2 separate regions of the Mus musculus genome follow, and region 2 is linked to region 1. The links are chromatin contacts, found by Hi-C or POLR2A ChIA-PET in ENCODE. All regions are on one chromosome and are shown on one strand. The core of a region is the stretch at or near the end of the contact, and the rest is flanking DNA. Distances in the headings are between cores, read along the strand shown. Region 1 holds the start of E2f8 (E2F transcription factor 8). Region 2 overlaps 9130015G15Rik (RIKEN cDNA 9130015G15 gene).

Region 1 (7,012 bases), core at 2,078-4,577:
TATAACAGGCAGGTTTTCAGCTCTAGCTAGGGCAAGCTCTGACCAAGTCCTGCTTCCACAGCCAGCAAGCCCAGGACCAGTGCCAGCTCTCCCATCTCCTAGGTCCCTTGCTCTCCTGTTCACTGTCTTGAAACACTTTCAATTTGAGTCTGATACCACTTATTCACAAAGTAACCATTTTTGTTCCAGGGACAAGGGAGGGCTGAGGTCTGGTTGTGAACAGCTGTGGTGATTGGTATGATTTAATGCTCCCAACAGCTGGTTTTGGGTGGATATGCCAATGCATATGGCAAAGGCTAAAATCCAATCTCTACAGGAAGCTGGACAGACATACAGCTAGTCACTGAAGGACCTGGGAGGAAGGGACTGTGAAAAAGAGAGGTCTCAGAACCCACCAATAGAAAAACATTTCCTTAGCCTCTCATCCTATCCTGGCCATGGGGGAGGACTTGCCCATGATTATGGGAAGGGACACGATTCAGAAACCCCTAAGGTTACCTTTGAATCTAAGTACCTGAGATGACATCCGTCATCCCCCTACCTTTGATATCTTTTTTTCATAATACTTATTTATTGTTGAATATGTTACACAATCTTCTGAGTTGTACAACACAGAAGAGTGACAGTGGGGTGGAAAAACTGGCCCAGCTCAGTGAGATATGAGCTATTGTGCAACTCATATGACCAGACACAAAGGCATGGAAATCTTCTTGGGTTATATAATCAATAACAAAAAAATAAGATTTGAAGGGAAAGTAAGAAAAGTGACTTCAAGCTTGTCCTCCAACCCCTCGTTTGCACAGTAAGCTGGAAGGTATTCTGCGGTCATCTTTCCTTTAAAATCACACCAAACTTCAAATTGACGCACTATACTTGCGTATGATGCTGGAGATGACCCCTGGGGCCTTGAGCCTGTTAAGTAATCCCTCTGCCCTGAGCTAAATCCCAAGATCCTTGCTTCCTTTTCAAGGTCTCATGACTGACAGCGTCAAGACTTTAAACCTCTCTTCGAAGCACCATTTTTTCATTCTGCTCCACGACTTTGATGACAACTGACAGGGAAGCCACCACTAAACAAAAATGATGTATCTCACCCTTTCTCCCATGTTGAGGGAGGGCTGGAAATGACTGTGACCTGGACTACAAGTCACCGACTTTGCTGTCCTGAGAATTTTCTGAGGCAAGGCACTAGGATATAAGAAGTGGTAAGGGGTGGGGGCTTGGGGGTAGGGTAGAGGTCCTGAATTCTGGCTCTGGATATAAGCTGGGCATCATTCAATCCTTCGGAGCGCTAAGCACTGACAGGTGAAAGATTTGACAAGTAGCCTGACAGACAGTGGCTTAGACAGAAGCCCACACACTACTTCTTGGTGATATATTTAAACTTAGTCCCTGCTCAGTAAAGATGTATCTGTTCTGTAAGCATCCTGTCCTGCCTCATGACGGATTTTTATTTTACATCCGATGCTACAGCCAGCCAGCCCCTATGTATAGCACGTGAATATTCAGGTCCAGTCCTGGTCTTGAGGAACACTTGGGTGACCCTGAGCACCGGAGCTTCTGATAGCTACTAGAACTGAACAGAGAGACACAAAGATGTGGCAGCATCTTGGAAGCCACCCTCAGGAAGAAGACCCTGGCTCATCACCTAGACCTCTGCCCAGTGTGCATTCCCTTTGCACCTGGATCCCGGGGCGGTGTTATGGCATCCACGCCCTAACCACCGCCAGGAAAACACAGTATCTCCCTTGAAGTCAGTGATGGTTAGCTTACTGATGGCCAAGCTCAGTGATGGGACTTGGACTGCGTGGCCCCGAGTCCTTCTGGAGGCTGAAGATACAAAGTTAAAAGCAGGAAGAGCCCAAACCACAATCTTAGATGTAAGCGGGTTGGGCAACATGCGGTCCGGGCGATCCCAGAGTGATCAGAAAAGGGGAAATGTTACAAGGCAAAGGCGGGTGCAAAAGAACTCGAGCACGGAAAGGCATAGTTGGGGTGCCGAGCTTCTTTTTCCACTTCTGCAAAATGAGGGTTTTGGACGAGATGGTCTCCTAACTCTAAAATTCCCTTGACCTGTTCGATATACCAGGCCGATGTCAGAAGCTCATAAAAGGAAAAGGAAGAAAAGCGGGAAAGAGCAAAGAGGGGATCGGCAGACGCAGGACACTGGGGACAGGCTTGGCGGGTTTTCTGAGTTTCTCTCCCTCCTCCCACACCTGCGTGTTCAGAGATCGGCCAACGCCCCGCATCCTTGGGCTTCAGACAACGAAGCTCTTTCCTCCTCACACGTTTCTTTCTGGAAACCGTGGAGCAGAAGCTGCTAAGCAGTCATGCAAAGGGTCGCAGAGGGAACGGTGTCGCTAGGGTCCAGAGGGCAGGTGAGCAGACCCGGTTGACGTGGCACCAAGCTGGGGATGGCGGGGAGCCCTCGAGTCCTAGCCAGCCAGCTCTGGACCAGCCAAATTTCATCCCCCAACTTCGATCTCGGATAAATGGTGTTTGCAAAAAGAAAAAAAAAAAAAAAGAAAGAAAGAAAGAAAGAAAAGGAAAAAAGAAAAAGGAAAAGTTTTTGAGGACTTTTCCCCAAGTCTGGCTGTAGGCGGGGTCGGAGGGTGGTGCCTACAGTCTGATTCGCCGCGGCGGCAGTGCAGAGGCGCGGATTGGCGCGCGGGGCCCCGGGCCGGGAGAGCGGGCGTGGGGGAGGGGAGGCTCCGCGCCCGCGGGAGCGGCTCGCGCCGGGAGCGGGTTAATTTCAAATCGGGGGCTGGACTGCTCCTGGACGGCCACGCTCCCGCGGCCCGCCCGCCGGCCCCCCCCAGCCCCGGCCCCGGTGGCGCCCCCGGCACCCACCTCTGCGCGGCGGGGCTAAGCGAGTCTCCCTGAGACGCGCTGGCTCCCTGAGACGCGCAGCCAGGATTCGGGGCCACCCCGGACCGTCAGCTCTGAAGGAGGATTGACAGGTGAGCGGGGAGCAGACTGCTGCGGCGGGGTTGTGGGATCCCGGGAAGGCCAGGGTGAAGGCGGCCGTTTCCCGCCTCCCGCCCCGCCGGGGCCCGTGGGGAGGAGCCGAGCTCCCGCGCAGAGGGCGGGGGAGGGGCTCGCCCGCGCTCCAGCCCCGCGCACTCGGGGGCGGTGCCAGCTACGGTCCCGCTTTCCGCGCCAAATTTTTAAATCGAAGGCGGAAGGTCCGGCCCCGCCTTGGGGACCTCTAGCCAATCGCAGGCCTTCACCGGGCTTACTGATTGGCTCGGAGCCGTCGCCCTGGAAACCGTGAGATGCTGTCTGGCTGCCCCCGGGGGCGGTGCAGTTGGCGGGGAGGAGGAGCCAGTGCTTGCGCCGGGCGGGACGCGGGCTACTGCTGGGGACTGTACCTGGGACCGGGAGCGCAGCGTACGGTGCGCTTTGGCATCGCGGTGATTTCGGCACCTAGGGAATCCTTCCCTCGCCCCAGTACTTCGTGTATTGAAAGAAGCCTGAAAAAGGGGGTCAAGATCCCAAAGCCCTTTGTAAATGCCCGGTCGTGCGCTTAGAGCGCAGAGGCTGAATTGGAGGGTTGTTCTCAGGCCACTTCACAAGTCCTTCCTTCTGAGCCTGTGCACGTGTGTGTCAGGCGAGAAACTTCAGCATCTCCCCCGATGCAGGCTCGGTGCGTGCTCCATCGGAACCCGGGCTCGTGCGCTCCGTCCGCAGCCCGGATCAGTGCACAGGTGGGTGCTTGCTACAGCCATCTCGAACCTGAGAGAGGACTGTCACTGTAGATTCTGTGTTTGCTTGAAGTCTCGTGACAGAAGGGTTTGATGGAGGAATTTACTGCTGTCTGTTGGCGCGGTCTGCCTAGAGGCAATGTCTGTCCTCAAGGCAAAAATAAACCTGGTTTGTCATTTTTTGTTTGTTTCCGGGGGCTCTTGTGTACGTGAATCATTTTCATCAGCTCTTAATTCTTGCTTTACTTTTTTTCCTTTTAAGGATAGTAAAAAACTTTAATCGATTGGACTACTTAAACCACTGGAACTTGGGGAGGAACTTCAGATTTTTCGTTTTTAAAGACACACTAAATGTATGAGGAATTGACAAAATGGAGAACCAAAAGGTATTTTTAAAGTCCAGTCTATACTGTTGCAATGTCAAATGAAGTATCATCCTGAGTTTTTCGTTAATAAGTTTTCTTAAATTTTTCGTTTGATAGTCACGAATGCTGTATCCTTTTGGTTAACTTTTACAGAAATCCAGAAGGAAATTTTAATTTTTGAAGAGGAATAGGGTTGTCCAGGGTTAAAGTAACCTTTTTGTTTCAAAAGTTTAATATAAATTTAATATATATGGAAAAAGCTTTGGGGTTTTTTCTGTGCTTAAAAAATTATGTATATGTTATTTACATGAACCATTGGAATTCACAAAGGTCATAATTTGATACTGGATTTCTTTGTAAGATAACATTTTAAAATGTCAGCCCTTTAACCTACTGGGCCTCCAAATGCTGTTCCTGACAGATCTCCTGGAAGCATTTAGATGTTAGCTCAATGCTGTCCTTGGCAGTGTTCACTGAAACCCCACCCTTGGATCAGCACCTCCTGAGGGCACCATACTGAACTGAAAATTCAGGTGCCAGCCCCATGTGACCTCCCTCTGCCTCGCATCATCGTCTGCTAAGTAGCAGATTCAGCAGAAATACACACTGAGCCCTTAGTTTCATGGTTGTAATAGAGGATTGTTAACCCGGGCTCCCAAAGTTACTGAGGAAACAGTGTATCTCTGTTCTCTGAGTTGTTGCCTTCCAAATCCCTTTCTTTAAGAATGGTGTACTGCCTGGTGTCTAAAAGTGAAGGGGGCCCAGTCTCTACTATCTATATGAATTGCTCTTAACTTACCAGTGTAGGTAAGTGCTAACTTACCATAGCAGAAACTAGCTCTGAGGCCTTAAATGGCTAACCTTACTTCCCTTGGTCCCATTTTCTGCATCTGTGCCTCAAGCGTTGATGTTGAAAGCAAATTTTTCTGGTCAGAAGTCCTGCTGGTAGGCGGGAGGCCCTAACCGTAAGGGCACCCTCACCTTGGCTGCTTGAGCCTGTTCCTGGTATATCAATGAGCAACCACTGCTCACAGCCACTCCACTGGGTGGGGCCTGGTGTGGGTCCTGAAAGCCTTTACCTGATGTCTCATTAGTAGGAATTTAGGAATTTAGAAGTGATCAGTTACTTAGAGTGATTGGTTCTAGTAAGGAAAGGGAAGGGACTGAGCTCTAAGCTATCTTTACAGCCCTCCTTTCTCAAAATAGAATTTAAAAATAAAACCTGTAGTTAATGTTATTTATTTATTAATGTAAATTCTTAGATCACATGGTGAAGACATTTAGATCCATAGTATCTACCAAGTTAAAAGTGGGAAGTTTAACTATTAAATTTACCGTAGTAGCAGGGGACATGCCTGTAATCACAACAGAGGCAGAGGCAGGAGGATTGTTAATTTAGGGTCAGCTTGTTACTACATAGTAAGTTCCAGACTGGTTGGAATGTATAGTGAGACCTTGTCTCAAGCAAAAAAGGAAAATACTGTCCAGAGATCACTGTGATATTCTTAACCTACTTGGTCAATATGAAAGGCAGAAAGCCTTTCTGCTAGGTTCTGTTTTACAATGAACTCAGTTATTAATTCCTCTTAAACCAGGAAAACCTCTTTTCTGAGCCACATAAAAGGGGACTGATGAAAAGCCCCCTGCATCCGTCCTCGAAGGCCAACATGGTGTTGGCTGAGATCCAGCCTGACTTGGGCCCTCTAACCACACCAACCAAGCCCAAGGAAGTCTCCCAAGGAGAGCCATGGACACCCACAGCCAACCTGAAAATGCTCATCAGCGCCGTGAGCCCCGAGATCCGAAGTCGAGATCAGAAAAGGGGCCTGTCTGACAACCGAAGTGCATTACCTGAAGCTAGAGACTGTTTGCACGTAGGTTTACAGGGAGGCTGGGTGGCGTTTGGGGGCTTGTGGATGAAGGGACGGTCAGTGTGGAGCCCGGAGCTGTTGGAAGGCTGTTGACCTGCTGAACATGGGAAGAGTTTGTAGCTTTGGAGCACAACACCGGGAATTGTACTCTATGAGTGATCTTTATCCCAGGCCTTAAGACCATTCCTATTCCCCTCCCACTTTGTTGCAGCTGTTCAAACCGCGTGCATGTGTGGGTAAGAGGAGTTAGTCATCTAGCACAGAGGCCCCCCAATAAATCTGTCATGCTCTATTCCAGAATGAGACATTATTTACCTTTCCCTCTGCAGGAACACTTATCAGGAGACGAATTTGAGAAATCCCAGCCGAGTCGGAAGGAGAAGAGCTTGGGGTTGCTATGCCACAAATTCCTAGCGCGGTACCCCAAGTACCCCAACCCTGCTGTGAATAACGACATCTGCCTGGACGAGGTGGCCGAGGAGCTCAGTACGTATGCCAGTTGCCAGGATGGTTAATGATTAGAGTGAGTCTGTGGACTTAACTCTTTTCAATCTGAGCTCATATAGTCACACTATCACAGATTCAGATAAGACCGTGTGGGAATTCAAAGCCTCACAAGTCCTGTTAATTTGAGCATAACTCGGTCTTGGAAGCAAACAAATGTCGGTGGAGAGTTTCTGGGTTCGGGTTGTCCCTGAAGCTGCACAGGAAGGAAATGGTGTTTTATGACTTGTTTCACAAACAGCTGCAGCTCTGGCATTCACCTTGACCCTGTCTGTCCCTGAGGAACTAGTGTATCCACAGGTGCATGAAGGGAAGATCTGCCTCTCTGCCATTTGAGACTGAGGATGGGTTAGGAGGCGGTTATTCTGTCTTTGGTATAAATTATGGGTGTCCTCTCTTTATCACTTGGTAAAGACCTGGTTCTAGAGCAGGAAAGGAGGCTAGCAGATAAAAAGCTTTGCGGTCGTTAAAATACGTTTTTGTGTGCATGTATAAGTATGGGTGTCTATGTGTGTTCCTGTGTGCACAGGGCCAGAGGCCAACTTTGGATATCTTTCCTTAGGAACCT
Region 2 (6,761 bases), core at 3,008-5,507, 240 kb before region 1:
GCCCCCATGTGGACAGGGAGTGCCATCACTCTCTGGCATTAGCTCATTTGGGGCTGGTAGACACCTCATCTGCAAACCTGTCATCTTCCCTTCAGGAACTCTTTCAGCTCCAACGGGAGCTGCAGTCTTGGCTCTGATCTCGATGGTCTGACTAGTGCTGGAGGAAAACCTCCCACCTCCTGATTCCCAGAGCTGTCAGAGTACCTGCAGAAGCAAAATGTCCCCACCAAAGCCGTCAGCAGATCCGTGGCAACCAGAAAGCCCAGCTCTCACCCCAAGTCCAGAACACTGTCAATCTCCTGGGGTGTGCATAGGCCACATCTTGTCCAGCAGGAGGCAGTCATGCTGAGAATACATCAAGGAGACTAACAGCATCAAGCATGTAGACGAGATACCCAGCTTCCTCTGTTTTACTCGAGGCATGAAGAAGCAGCACACATCCACCCATTGGTTTTTATTATCTTGGTACTTGCTTTTCATTATCATTGTTTTCTTTGGGAAAAAAATCCTCCTGTTATTTATTTCATGCCTTAAAAATGAGTTACATGAAGGGAGACTTGGGTCCCTTGCCCATGATTCCTGAAGGAGGTGGAGGTGTGAAGGTCAGTAGATCAAGTTGACCCTTATCCACATTGCAAGTCTGAGAGCAGCCTGGGCTAGCTAAGTCACTGCATATCTAACGGAGGGGGCTGGAGTGATGGCTTAGTGGTTAACAGTATTTCCTGCTCTTGTAGAAGAATCTGAGTTTGGTTCCCATCACTCATGTGCAGTGGCTTACACCACTGGGGATCTGATACCGTCTTCTGGCCTCTGTGGGAACTTTTATGAGCACACAAATACACACACACACACACACACACACACACACACACACACAAATGCACACATACATGCATGTACAGATACATACACATACATGTATTTACACATGTATGCATGCACACATAAATAAAATAAATCTTTTTAAAAAATGAAACCACCTCAAACACAATAAAAAAACTAACAGAGGTTGGTGACACAGGACATTGTTAAGGACCACTGTTATGGCTCCAGAAGAGCCCATACACTGTAGATCTTCCTAAGGACCACTGTTGCAGCTCTAGTAATCTAGAGGTCAATTTTAGAGCTCATACGCGGTCAATTTTGCTGCTAACTGCTCAGTTCACTTCTTATTCTCCATGTTGTTGCAAATATGTTGTATGATATAATTTTGTAGAATGCATTGTCTGTCCACCATAAGTATGTCTGCATGCTTTTTCTTTCACACCTCACTGTTAATCGCTGCACACCATCCATTTGGTCCACGTACCACAATCCTCCACACCTCCTCTGGTTTCCCACTGAGACTGGTCAGAATCTCTTGGTTTTAGATGTGATGTTGGCATTAGCATCTTCACCGAGGGGTCTCCCTTGTTTCAGATGGTTTTCTACAGCTCCGTAGCAATGTTCCCAGGATATACACTGCCTAGACTCCGTCCCATGCCTCTTTTGTCCCACCGGAAGCTAGACACATGGAAACTTGGGAGAGCAGATGAGAGAGGACTATTTGAAAGAGGGAAAGAGGAAAGATGCAGAGGAGGAAGGCAGTGGGAGAGCAGGGTGTCACGGTGCTACGTTTGGGATAAACTCATTTTGTCTCTGCTTCTTAGGTCTGAGCAGGAAGGGCAAGCCAGAGGAAGACCATCCAGGAAAAGAAGGGAACAGCAGAGGAATGTATTCCTTGATGGTGGCATCTCTTTTGAAATACCACACCACATCCTACGAACGTGTTAGAAAGAAGAAACAACACTTCTACCAAGTATTGCTGGACCTCAACTCTGGAATGTAGAAATATCAGTCTGAAAGCCATCTTGAGCTCTACAGTACCCAATGAAGTTAGATCATTGCCTTCAAGAGGACTTATGTGTAAAACTCCTACAGGCTGTAGACATGACTATGGGTCCATCCATAAGCCTACAAAGTCACAACAGCACATGCTGTGTGGTATGCTACCCAGACCCCTTAAAGGACAAGGGCATCCTCCCCAGCACTGGTGTTCTCCCAGGCTAGTCTCTCCTCTAGCCTGCCTGAAGGGAGTTTCCCAGCTCATGTAATGGCCTGGCTGATTGATGTGGGGTATTCCAGCCTGTTCTCCCTGTTGAGCAGAGGACACTGAACATCTTTATCCAGCTCTGAGCTGCCCAGGGACCAATTACAAATATACACAGCCCTGCCTCTCTGTGTCACTGGCTATCCCTTATAGGTGGTACCAATTTCCTGTGCTATTTTCTACAACAGAAGTCATTTCTCAGGGAAATTTAACCCCAAACAGTCATGTATCTTTCTTCCTTCAAATTCCAGAGAAGGGCACAGTAGGGAAAATACCTCAAGATACATGAACTGGCTAGGGTTTTCCAAACAGGACTCCAGTTGCTTGGGACATAATGCCAATAACTGAAGCTAGAAGGCAGAGGCCCAGGAAATGGCTAACATAATCATCTAAAGAAACAGCTCACAGAACCTTTGCAAGCTACACATCCAACAGAGGAGAATTAGCTGGAATATGAAGAAGAAAAACCCCCAAACCAAAACCCAAATAAACTTCAAGAAGCTAAACAAGGATCAAAAAAGCCTACAATAAAGGAGCCAGTGAAGCAAGCAGAGTCCTCAAAAGATGAGGCGCAAATTTCTATTAGACACATGAAAGGATGGTCAGCCTCACTCTCCATCAGAGGAAGGGAAATTAAAGTTACAGTGAGAACCCATCAGAGTGACAGTCATTAAAAAAGCAAACACTAGTGACAACAGATGCTGGTGCAGAAGGGGTGAAGGGGCTCTTAGACCACTGGTGGGAATGGAAACCATGCCCGCCTCTGTGGAGATCAGTGTGCAAATTCCTTCCACACCCAAACTAGGGGCTAGGAAGATGGTGCAGGGTAAAAGGTGCGTATTCATTGTGTCTGTTCCAGACATCCATATTCACCAGCTCACCACTGCCTGGAACTCCAGCTCCAGGGGATCTGATGCCCCCTTCTGGACTCTTCAGGTGCCTGCCTGCATACACGAACACCTCACACAGACACATAACTTTAAAAAGTGATAAAAATCTTCAAAAAATTAAAAACACATCTACCACATGAGACAGCCATACAAAACCCGGGTATGTATCCAAAAGATCAGAACAGGCACTTCGCAGAGACACTTGCGTCTCGTTTACTAGAGCTTCATGCACAGTCATGAAGTTATAGAACCAATGTAGGTGTCTAACCTCAGGGGAAGAGATAAGGAAAGTTGGTTTATATACGCATCAGAAGTTATATCAGCCATAGAGATGGATGAAGTTTTATCATTTATAGGACAATGAATTCAACCAGACTTCATTATAATAAATGGATTAAGCCAGTCTCAGAAAGACAATGTTTTCTCTCTTACACGATTCCTAGATTTAATATAGATATGTAAAGCCATGCATGTATGTAATAAATGTAAAAGTGAAACTGTCTAGGGAGCAGGGGACCTAACTGAAAGGGGAAGAAGGGTGCAGGTGGGGGTGGGGAGGAATATACTCAATGCATATTACATATGTATGTGAAAATATCCATACCCAACAAGCGACAGGTGCAAAGTATAGACACAATGAAACAAATAACAATAAAATAAACTCAACAGGAAAACAGAATTCAGTTGTAATGCTCTGGAAAAACTGTTTCAAATTAGAATTTAAGATACATAGATACGCCTGGCAGTGGTGGTGCCGGGCGGTGGTGGTGCACGCCTTTAATCCCAGCACTTGGGAGGCAGAGACAGGCGGATTTTTCTGAGTTCAAGGCCAGCCTGGTCTACAAAGTGAGTTCCAGGACAGCCAAGACTATACAGAGAAACCCTGTCTGGAAAAACCAAAAAAAAAAAAAAAGGTACATAGATACATATTTTCTACAGAAAGGACCCTGAATGCAGACTAAAGATCAGTTTGTAGAAGGCACTAATCTCTTACTAGTGTCCCCCTCCCCTGCTCCTGATCAGCTACTTATTGTCACTTATTCTGACCTTGGAGGACAATGTTTTAAAACGAGAAAGACCTCTCAGAGGTTTTTAACATGAAATGTTCCATCCTCCTTTTTTACTACTGGAAAATAGTGGAAAACCTGACTCCCTTTGGATTCCTGTAGAGATTTTATCAGTTGGGCCTTGGAGTCGGCTCTGTACACCCACTGACTGGCTCAGCCTGCGCAGCCAGAAGGGGGCAGCACCACTCCGCAGAATTCCCTCCGGGCTTTGCTTTTCTGGTAAGTTCCCGCTGGCTGGCACCACACAGTCAGGTTGGCATGGCTTTCAACCTCCTGCCTTAGCATGCTGGAGGTGTATGTACCTTCGGGAGGGCGTGGCAAAACCAGCAGGCTAGACTCAATTTGCAGTGCCCGAGTGCACCTGAAATGTACTCTGGCATTTCAAGTAAAACTGTCAGGCTGTAGACGGAGGAGGCCACTTCAGCTTTGCTGGACACTTTACAGTCTGCTGAATGGCATCTTCTTCCGTCTCTCATCCTTGGGAGCTATGGGGAGCCAGTGTGTGTGTGTGTGAGTGTGTGTGTACACGTGCACGCGCACGCACGCACGCGCATAGGCATACACACATCAGTATGGACAAGCTGGAAGCTGTGAAGGAAGGCTTTCTCCTGGTGCTGACCCAGGGCAGAGAGCTGCGGGTGCAAAACTCTGTCTCCTGCTTCACCCTGATGAAGCTCTTACACTCTTCTGCCCTGGGGACGGGAGGTACCTAGGAGCCAGGCACATTGGATACCTAACCTTTCTATGGCTCTCAGCACCAACACCGTCACCTCCTATACCTTCTAGGGGCTGTCCCCTCCGCCATCCAGATGACACTGAGGGGGAGGTTTTCTTCAAACAGAAAAACAAAGCATGGAAGAAAATAAATGCACTTTATTCACTGCCCCCCGCAGCCCCCGCCCCCCAAAAAGAGAGCCTTGCATTGGGCAGGAGCTTCACGAGACAGGTGGCTTTCCTGGGTCCCTTCCAGTGATTCATGCAGTAGCAGAGACAGCCTTTCTTCTTCTTCTTTTTTTTTTTTTTAGACCAAGAGGCTTGTCCTGTCCCCACATAAATGTGTCCAGGAAGAGCACGTGACTACTATGCTGAATACACCGGCAGTACGACCTCAAAGCCTGTGTCTCTTCTCTTGTTTCCCCTCCCCTCCTCTCCTATTCTTTTCTTCCCTTTACCCACTCTCTGCTCTCGGTTTTTTGCTGGGCACGATGGACACAGAAAGAATCTCTCTGGCCACGTTCATTTCGCCGCCACGGGCAGGATGCTCTCGGCACCAACGCTCCCTTTACCCTGTTGCCCTGCCCCCATACACTCACGCTGCAGTGTTAACTCTAAAGAACTCGGAAATTCCTGGGTGGGCAGAACTGTGGCCTGGGAAACCGTCCTTCACAGACAGCGTTTTTTTCAAGAGAAAATGCCTCACTCACAGCCTGCCACTGGCCAATGAACGCGCCTCGGCTCTCAAACGCAGCGCTGAAACTGGCTTTTTTCCCCCCATTTCCTCTCCCAAATGCCAATGATATCTGTGAGCCTGAAAAATATACTGTTCTTCTTATCCTTCATGGCACAAAGCGGTTTCCTCTCAGCCCGTGATGAACAGATCTCTGGTCCAAATGGGATCCAGCCTAGGCAGCTCTGCTATGCCAGGGTGGCTCTGGGAGAGGCTGAGGGTGAGGAGGGAGTTCGGGGCCCATTGAGGGAGGTGTTGGTGCCTCTGCACTCCCAGACAGAATGGCACTGCCCCAGTTTTCTGGGGATTGTGTTCAAAGAGGGGCTAAGGGATGGCCTGAGCCCCCAGTGACTAGAAACTGTGAATTCCCAGTAGACACCCTGCACCCTCTGATGGTTCTATACATCCCTGGATTTCTTTCACTCTGGCTCTTGCCCTTTGGAGCCCCTGGGGTGGTGGTAGTGGGGCAAATGGCCACCCACTTTTTCTCTAACCCTTCTTGCCACCTGCTCCTTACAGGGTTCTGCCCTGTGTCCTGTGCTGCCTTCATCAAGATCTGGGCTGCTCTAACTCAGCCATAGGAGTAGGGCCCCTCATCAGTAATTCACTGGCCCCCTTCCTCCATAGGGTGGGGGACCCGAAAAACTCAGCAGCTTCTGAACTGTGGGGCAACAGAGTCCTGGATCATCATCCTTAGCAGAGGAGAGGAGAGGAGAAGAGAGGATGAGAGGGGAGAGGAGGGGGGAGAGGGGAGGAAGGGAGGGGAGAGAGAAAAAAAGCTAAGAAAGGCAATGACCACAATCCAGAACCATTCTAGAAGTTCAGTATACTTCAGGGGGGGGGGGAGGCATTGCTCTAAAGGATGGGTGTTTTCCCACCACTGCCTTCCTGCAGAAACAAAGGAAGCAGGACGTGGCTGGCTTCATAGACTCCTTCTTCACAGTTTCTCATTCTGTTTCGACAAGACAGCTGCTAAGGCTGCTATTCTTAAACCCTGTGTGCAACCTCTGAGTTCCTGTAGCCAACACACGAAGGAAGCTGTGAACGTGCACACCTGGTGGGCGGTGAGTCCCAGAGGGAGGGTGGGTGTGGAGCCGGGGAGCCAGGCGAATGCACCCAGGTGGCTCCTGGCCTGGGATTGCCACCTGAGGCCACAACCCAGCCAGGGGGGACTTGCATGGCGAGGGCATGACCTTTAGATGTCCACCTCTGGGGCATGTAGGAGAAACTCTAAGAAGGTTCCTATGGTCCTTACCCCTGTGGAGCTC

What was found. A loop is a pair of places that touch in the nucleus more often than their neighbours do. ChIA-PET counts read pairs that join two places held with the same protein, here RNA polymerase II (POLR2A).
Region 2: a map of left cerebral cortex shows a loop between it and region 1 (4-fold over the local background). The contact joins the enhancer-like site here to the promoter of E2f8 in region 1. A Hi-C loop is called at or near these places in 2 of 37 maps with a recorded cell type or tissue (heart and left cerebral cortex). POLR2A ChIA-PET finds 5 or more read pairs at or near these places in 1 of 5 experiments (Patski).

What each region holds. Positions count from the first base shown.
Region 1 is chr7:48,877,356-48,884,367 of GRCm38, reverse strand. E2f8 (E2F transcription factor 8) reads left to right here and starts at 3,327. Exons shown (of 13, transcript NM_001013368.5): 1 at 3,327-3,707; 2 at 3,967-4,090; 3 at 5,665-5,943; 4 at 6,270-6,426. The coding sequence starts at 4,076. Gm2788 (predicted gene 2788) reads right to left here and starts at 3,068. Exons shown (of 2, transcript NR_155436.1): 1 at 2,851-3,068. LOC115486422 (a long non-coding RNA gene) reads right to left here and starts at 6,327. Exons shown (of 3, transcript XR_882082.2): 1 at 6,256-6,327; 2 at 5,921-6,037; 3 at 3,744-3,847.
Region 2 is chr7:49,118,952-49,125,712 of GRCm38, reverse strand. It overlaps 9130015G15Rik (RIKEN cDNA 9130015G15 gene), which reads left to right. Exons shown (of 4, transcript NR_154465.1): 4 at 1,650-3,776. It also overlaps a transcript of Nav2 not described here. Among named protein-coding and RNA genes, the nearest start is that of 9130015G15Rik, 40 kb to the left of the region's middle. Within about 2 kb of position 4,257, at least 1 of the 3 ENCODE cell types and tissues checked has a DNase peak (open chromatin) inside an H3K27ac peak, as active enhancers do; it is heart, where a contact is called at or near this core.